Regions from separate parts of the Mus musculus genome. Here regions 2 and 3 are each linked to region 1. Evidence: chromatin loops called from intact Hi-C (ENCODE). Cell type or tissue: left cerebral cortex. All regions are shown on one strand.

Region 1 (2,500 bases):
TGGGTTCAACCCTCACACAAGAGCAAGGGGCCATGCAACTGTGAGGTCAAACATGTTGCTTGTAGCCTGTGCAGACCAGCTCAGAACTTCCCCCAGATCCTACAGAAACAGGAAGGGAGCTCCAGAACACTAGACCCCACTTCCATGTCATTAGGAACCGGAGTTCATATCAAGCTCTTCCCTTGCAGTGTTGCTGCCCCTGGCTGCACACGAGTCAGTGGGTAGACATGCTAAGATTCTCACATATGGCCTCTTGAAGACTCTTATGTGTACTGTTCTAGTCCCTGGAGTGACAGGAAGACTGGCTGACCATGAGTAAGCCAGAGACAGAAGCACAAGTAGACCGGCAGTGGAATCTCTAGCAGGCAGTGCTGTGCTGTGCTTTGCTCTTCCTAGGTTAGGGCCTTGACCAGGATCTATTCCGGGATATTGCCAAGTGCAGCACCAAAGACACACATAGAATCCTGAGGACTGTGTGGAGATAGACCATGCAAACCTGCCCTTAAGGTGGAATCCTAAAGGTCTTAGATTTGGTGTCCTGAAGTGCAAGACTGCGTGTCAGAGATGAAGAAGCAGAAACTACGTAGAAGTTCTGCACTTCTTCCTCCACGGTAGATGCTGTAACACCATATGCATCCCAGAAGGACACACTTGGCAAGAGCATTCAGGTCTGGAGTCTGGATCAAATTAGTAGCAAGTGTGGGTTCTGTATTGATCTGTGTGAGTACCATGGTCACAGAAGGTAAGGACTCTTGACAAGGATCAAGAAGTCATTTGCTCACCGACCCTGTGCTACAGCATGAATGGCCTTCGATGCTGGATACAGAATTGAAATCCATCCTTGATATTACATTATTTTATGCAACTGCATTTTATTATTACTACAATCATCATGTGAGTCCATGGGGAAAACATCATGATAATTTCACTTTGAGGAAGTGAAGTGACAATGTTTGTAGTGAGTTTTCAGGTACCAGGGACAAAAGCAGGTTCCTTTTCTGTCTCAGGATTTCTCTACCTCTGAACACAGGCTGCTTGAATATTCTGTATAATGCTCTATCCTGTTCATGGCAGGTGCTAAGCAGCAATTTGGGCCCCCATAATGGACATCCCGAAGTGGCAGAGTACCCTACCCTTCCAGGTACTAGTGAGGAAAAACCGTCTTCAGTTATCTCCATATGTCCCCTAGAGGGCAGACTTGTCCTGGCTGAGATCTTTGTTCTGGAAAAAGGAAGGGCACAGGGAAGAGTTCTAGACAAAGTTGCTGTCTGGGAGTACTTATCAACTGGTTGAGAGACTGGGTCACAAAAGAGCATAGCCTAAGAGGCTCAGATATGGCAGTTTGGAAACAGCTATGAGAAAAAGACTGCTCATTTTTAGAAGCCTTTGATGAGCCTTCACTTCTTCATTGTGGGCTCTGGAACGAAGGGAGGCCAAAGCTGAGCTGGCACAAGGTATGTGGAAAGCAGGTTTCTAGAAATGTTCGTATGCTTAGTAACAGAAATTCAGATATGACCCAGTAGAATCCATGTGTATGAATGAGCTCAAGCCTGAGGCCCCAAAGACCAGACCACATTGCCATCATCCATGTCCAACGACACATCATCAAACTGAAGCTTTATACAACAAGTGAAACTCCAACAGGTCAGGGCTTCCTAAGTGCTGATCAGCAGCAGCTGATCTGAAGGGAACCAAGCTAGCCCGAATGGACAATAGGGACACCCTTTCTGCTCTATTCTGCAAGAGAAACCACAGGAAGCTGTTTCCTGTGAGAGCCATGGGGTTCTGTAATACAGGGTCCCTTGATCCTGCTCAAGCCACCCACAGAGACCACTCTTCTGCTCTGTGGGTCTGCTGTAGGCTTTTATGCTTTGTCCTTGCTAATAAAAGCCAATGAGATCTCTAAACTAAATCTACTGGCGTCCCGCGTTCACAGCAGCATTCCCCACAGGCACAAACATCACTCATTTGTAATTAGCAAAGTAGGTCTTTATAAATATTATGTGAAAGAGCATTGGCTCTTCACATTGGCAAAGGATTTCCTAACACTTATGTAATTTGGAGAACCCTCAGATGATGATGGAAATAATCCAGTGATTTCTACTGCTCACACAGGCGGCATAATCAATACAGCTGGAATCCAGGACAGCATTTCATTCCTGGATGCATTCTACCAACGTGCGGAGTGTACTCTCCCCAAAACCACTCAGGTTTGAAACTACGGTTCTTTTCATTCTGTTCTAGTGTTGTAGGTTTTTTTCTCTTCAAGGAGATTATGAAAACCCATCCTGTGTTTTCCTCTTTCTCCTTCCCTCCCCGTCTGTCTGTCTCTGAATCATAGCTGCCAAGCACCATTTCACTGGACATTTTGCTGTGTGGGTTCTAGGGCTTGTAAACACCCAGAGACCCCAAACTAGCAAGCAGGAAGGCAGATCATATAGGCAGACCTTCATTTCCAGCACAGCTGGTGGGTGCTGCCTACTCTCACACATATCTGAAT
Region 2 (2,500 bases), 380 kb after region 1:
AGACAACAGTTTTACTTACAGTACCATCTTCTACTTTCTCTCCTACACACTCTGGAACCAGGCAACCACATGCTGTGTTGAACCTGATCTGCCCTGACCTGATCCTTGTCTCTCAGTGAAGGCTGAATTCAGCAAAATCTAAAGTCTAGCTCCAACTGGCCTCCATGCCAGGGCCTCTACTTTTGCATCCAGTCTACCCTGGCTTCTCTGTCTGACTTCAGTAGGTACATGAATGGCCTTGGCTCTTAGTTTTACTGGGCTAGACTCCAGAAGTACTGTTCTGGCTCAAGTAGTAGTAACTAAAAACTACACACATGGAAAATAAGCTAAGGAAAACTGCCATGCTTCACCTGTACCCAAGCCCTTGCCTACCTGGCATTGCCTGCAAAGAAGAGCACGGCACTCACCAACCAGGAGCAGGAGGCTGGGGCTGACAAGGGTGGCACCTGGAGCCACCAGAGGTCTGGAGTTTAGATACAAACATTGACAGAGCTGCTCATCTACGCTGTGCTGGCTTTCCTCTCACTTCCCTGACTTCAAATATAGCAAACACCCAAGAGAGTGTTTGTGCATCTGTACCTCCAGCCATAGAGCCAGGTGCGTTTTTCTTTTCTTTTTCTATTTTGAATCAAAGCAAAAAAAACAAAAACAAAAGGAGAGATAAAAGTATTCAGATGCTGAGGGTTATAATCAATGCACCTGCTGGTATTAGCTCCCCAAATATGCATATTCTTCTGGCATATCGCTTGGTGGTAAGGAATGAGGCAGAAATCGGGACTCCTTGTGTTGTATTGACTGCATTGTCCCAAGAAAATGCAGTGGCAATGGGTTCCTTCTGCCCCCTTCCTTCCTCTTAAGGAGTAGCCTGTCTGTTAATATAAGGCAGTTTACAGAGGTGTGCCTGGTTAGAAATGGAAGACATAGCCTCTTCCTTGGGGCAGTTTCTAAATGAGTTATCACATGTGGTTTTTTTTTGTTCAGCCATCCCCGTGCTGCTAGAGATGTTGAAGGTGTGAAAATAAATGGCACAGATTGGTGAGCCACATGAGAGGTTCATACTTAAGGAGACAGGGATAAATAAATTAAACTAAGACAGCGGGATGTGTCCTGCTCAGTGTTTATGTGAATGTCTCCACGAGCATTGAAAAAGGAGAATAATAAAATATCATAAGTATAAAATGACAGTGTGCTATCAGATTCAGTAGGTATTTTTCTCTAAATGTTGTACCTGTGATTACCAATTTTTTTCACAGGCAATTTTTAAATGACTAGTCTTCTAAAACTTAATCTATGCCAGAGGAGTAAAATAATGCTGTGTTTATCTATTCCATCATTCTCAATAAATATATTTAATGGTGCAAACTAAAGCTCTCGCTTCAGAAACTGAACATATGAAAGTTTACTTTTTTCAAATGTGGAAATGTATGACAGGCTGCCTGTTGGCCTGTTGGAAGGAAGGTGCTTCCCCCTAGTGTCCAGTTAAGGTATTTGAAAGCCCTGCCTGCAAGACCAGAATGTCTTCCCAGACCTCTGACTACTGGGGAAATGACAAGTAAATGACTCCTCCCTTTGCAGGAGTGACAGCGATTGTTCTCATACGGATACTATTGTAATTACAAAGAGAGAATCGCGGTTTGAACTTCTGGATGTTTTGAGTGTGTGTGTGTGTGTGAGTGTGTGTGTGTGTGTGTGTGTGTGTGTGTGTTTGAGTCTAAGCAATATTAAAAAGCTACAGCTATGAGTGGATGAGGAGTAGAACAAAAAACAAGGGTTTTAGGAGCACAGTAGTGACAAAGCTGCTACTGGGTCGTGACCACTAAGGTGAGCACTGGGTCATCACCACTAAGGTGAGCACTGGGTCATCACCACTAAGATGAGCACTGGGTCATCACCACTAAGATGAACACTGGGTCATCACCACTAAGATGAGCACTGGGTCATCACCACTAAGATGAGCACTGGGTCATCACCACTAAGATGAGCACTGGGTCATCACCACTAAGGTGAGCACTGGGTCATCACCACTAAAGTGAGCACTGGGTCATCACCACTAAGGTGAGCACTGGGTCATCACCACTAAGGTGAGCACTGGGTCATCACCACTAAGATGAACACTGGGTCATCACCACTAAGATGAGCACTGGGTCATCACCACTAAGATGAGCACTGGGTCATCACCACTAAGATGAGCACTGGGTCATCACCACTAAGGTGAGCACTGGGTCATCACCACTAAAGTGAGCACTGGGTCATCACCACTAAGGTGAGCACTGGGTCATCACCACTAAGGTGAGCACTGGGTCATCACCACTAAGATGAACACTGGGTCATCACCACTAAGGTGAGCACTGGGTCATGACCACTAAGGTGAGCACTGTACAATCTCAGGAAATGAGACAGGAGGAGCACAGGAGAAGGATGAGAGACTCTGTGCTTCTCACTCAGGGTTCATGGTATCTTCTAAGAAGAAATATGATCCATCCCTTGTATTTGTTCCTCT
Region 3 (2,500 bases), 170 kb after region 1:
ATTGGGTCAGGAAGAGGAGAGGAGCAGTGACCAACACACCCTAAAGCTGAGCATCTGCCTGCAGACAAAGGCACAGAGGTCTGGGACTGAGGCGATGGGGGCAGCCCTGTCCTCAGTGAGGCACATGACAAGCTCAGCAAGTGGAGTGCAGCACGACACCGCTTACCACAGGAAAAATCAGTCAGTCAATCGGAGACACAAGTTGGGGGGTGGCCCACTTCCTCTCTTTTACCTCATCTTGGAAAGGGCAAGGGGAGGGGGATTACTCTGTTCCAGTCCTAAAAGCTGAGTCACCTAGCAGTGTGGGCATGCCCTAGATGCAAAGTACTTGTTTCTCATGGAAAATAAATTAGATAACTTTTTAGGATCACTGACAATCATACCACCCTTCACAAATATGGACTGTTTATTAAGAAACTGGGTGGAATCCTATGGTTGTATTTTACCTATAACACAGTACTGCCACTTAGACCTCTAACTGTTTGAATCAGTTCTAGGAATGAGATTCAACAGTGTTGTGTGATTTTCCACCTAGTTACTTCAATTAAAATAAAAATAGATACGTTTATTCTTCACCAGTCTGGGCTTAAATGAATTTACTACTGTCTGGAGTGAGGCGTACTTTTCTTCCTGGAGCTGGGGTCCAAGGAACAGTGATGAGAGAAATAAATCCAAAAAATGAAAGTCAATGACCACAGTGACACACACACAGTGGTTTTAATATCTCATGTGATTGTATTTATCGTAATACAAGTCAGAGCTGTAACCAAGTGGAATCCGTCCAAATGTCAAATGGATTCTGGTGCCTATCCAAGCTGGGTAAGTCAAAATGCTGACAGTTTAGAGTAGCATCGTTCTTTCACAATACAAAAACATTACTGTAAATATTAAGGCAGATAAGGTGTTAGGCAGGTAGGGAAAATGGCGATAAAACGGGGTAAGCAGAATGAAAATTTAGCAATTTTGGAGTAAGTCATCTCTGAAATTAGCATACCTTATGTGTTAAAAATATAACCTGACATTTTTATAACTTTGCAATTACAGCCTTAAATAAGCTAAAAAGGCATAGTCGTTTTCCTTAAATCTTAATTATTTGCCTAATAAAAATGTAACGGATGAATAATAATACCACATCTGAAAAGAAATGTTTAACAAGGAAATTCAAACTGAAAAAGAATCACACAGCCCTCACAGCACATTTTAATAGCATGTGTTGAAGCGTGCAGGATGGTATAGAGTTTTAGTTGTCTCTGGGCAGGGTAGGATTTCGAAGATGCCCTGTGTGTCCTTGGGGGTAGAGAAGAACAGCCAGTGCTCCCAGAGGAAGCCAGGAATGGCCTTGAGTGGGGATCAAGTCCGCAAGGGGAGCTTAGTGCAGAAATAGAAGGGATAAGCCGGCTTCCACAGGCTGAATGGGACTCCAGGAAGGCCGAGGATTCAGCGCCACCTCCTGTTGGCAGAAAGCAATGCAACTTTTCCAAACCTATGTGAGCTCAGGGCAGCAGCGGTTATTGGACCACAAGGGAAACACTCACCAGTACAAAACCCAAGTGCCTTTTCCATGAAATTGTTAATGTCTTTTCCTTAGAAGGCCTTTAGAAACCTTCTTTTTTTTTCATCTTATACAACGAAATCGCTCAGTCTAACTGAATAGCCAGTTTCTGAGAACCATACTACCTAGATGTGTACATAATGTATGCATATATCGTAGCATCATAACGTACTACACTGAAATATGTCATATGTACATTGTCATTTCTAAATGACAGTTGATTGCTAAGGGTGACTGGTGTCAGAATGCAAGTGACCAATAAGAATTGCTCTGGAGAGTTTACAGGTGAGAAGGGGGTAAGTGGGCTTCCCCAGCGAGGGTTGCTAATTTTCTCCAATGCTAACCAGTGAGTTTCTCTTTATACTGTAAGTACAGTGCAAGCCCTGGGTACTAGCACAGCACAGCACAAGGGAGAAGGAAGGAAGGAAATCATTTAATAACAAGGGGTCTGGATTCAACAGTGCCCCCCTCATCCTGTGCCTCAATGCCACCTTCTCTGGCTTCTCAAAAGTGTGTTGTACGAGCCATCCTGGAATATATGTCTAGATTACAACCAAAAACTATACAGATAAGTAGATATGAGAAGTTGTTACATATATTTCAGAAAAAAGGGACAAATTTAATTTCTGATATTTTTAACAAGTAAATTCAGGTTTCTAAATTAGATCCTGTTTACATGTTCACCATGAGGCATGTTGTCTCCTGGTAAAAATCAAGTAACTCCTTGTTTTAAAATACATGGGATTGGCCTATGATGTCACAGGCACCAAAAGAAATTCTATTGGTGAGATCAAAAGTGTCTGAAAGAAATAAGGACGCACGTAACAGGAGCAGGAAACAAGGGGGAGTATTGGGATCCTACAGTGTCTGCTTAACTTATCTCTGCAGTAACAGCGGCTCTGGAAAAAAAAAATGGCTAAGAGATTCCCTTACGAAGCGTGCCTTCAA

What was found. Hi-C counts contacts between places; a loop is a spot of excess contacts. Peaks named below come from ENCODE experiments on the same cell type or tissue, not always from the same donor. Only the 100,000 strongest peaks of a DNase experiment are listed, where the experiment ranks them.
Region 2: it touches region 1 in a loop (6-fold over the local background); 17 of 42 quality-filtered maps call a loop at or near these places.
Region 3: it touches region 1 in a loop (16-fold over the local background); 21 of 42 quality-filtered maps call a loop at or near these places.

Annotation. Positions count from the first base shown.
Region 1 is chr12:30,198,727-30,201,226 of GRCm38, forward strand. The region is part of intron 15 of Sntg2 (syntrophin, gamma 2); the gene reads right to left. Among named protein-coding and RNA genes, the nearest start is that of Gm32084, 54 kb to the left of the region's middle. In left cerebral cortex, a CTCF peak has its summit at 1,184 (motif pointing right); DNase peaks (open chromatin) are centred at 1,216 and 1,901; H3K27ac peaks cover 368 bases.
Region 2 is chr12:30,576,750-30,579,249 of GRCm38, forward strand. Gm32259 (a long non-coding RNA gene) reads right to left here and starts at 444. Exons shown (of 4, transcript XR_872635.1): 1 at 373-444. In left cerebral cortex, a CTCF peak has its summit at 1,471 (motif pointing left); a DNase peak (open chromatin) is centred at 1,473.
Region 3 is chr12:30,368,562-30,371,061 of GRCm38, forward strand. The region is part of intron 1 of Sntg2 (syntrophin, gamma 2); the gene reads right to left. Among named protein-coding and RNA genes, the nearest start is that of Sntg2, 3.6 kb to the right of the region's middle. In left cerebral cortex, a CTCF peak has its summit at 1,451 (motif pointing left); DNase peaks (open chromatin) are centred at 1,447 and 2,432.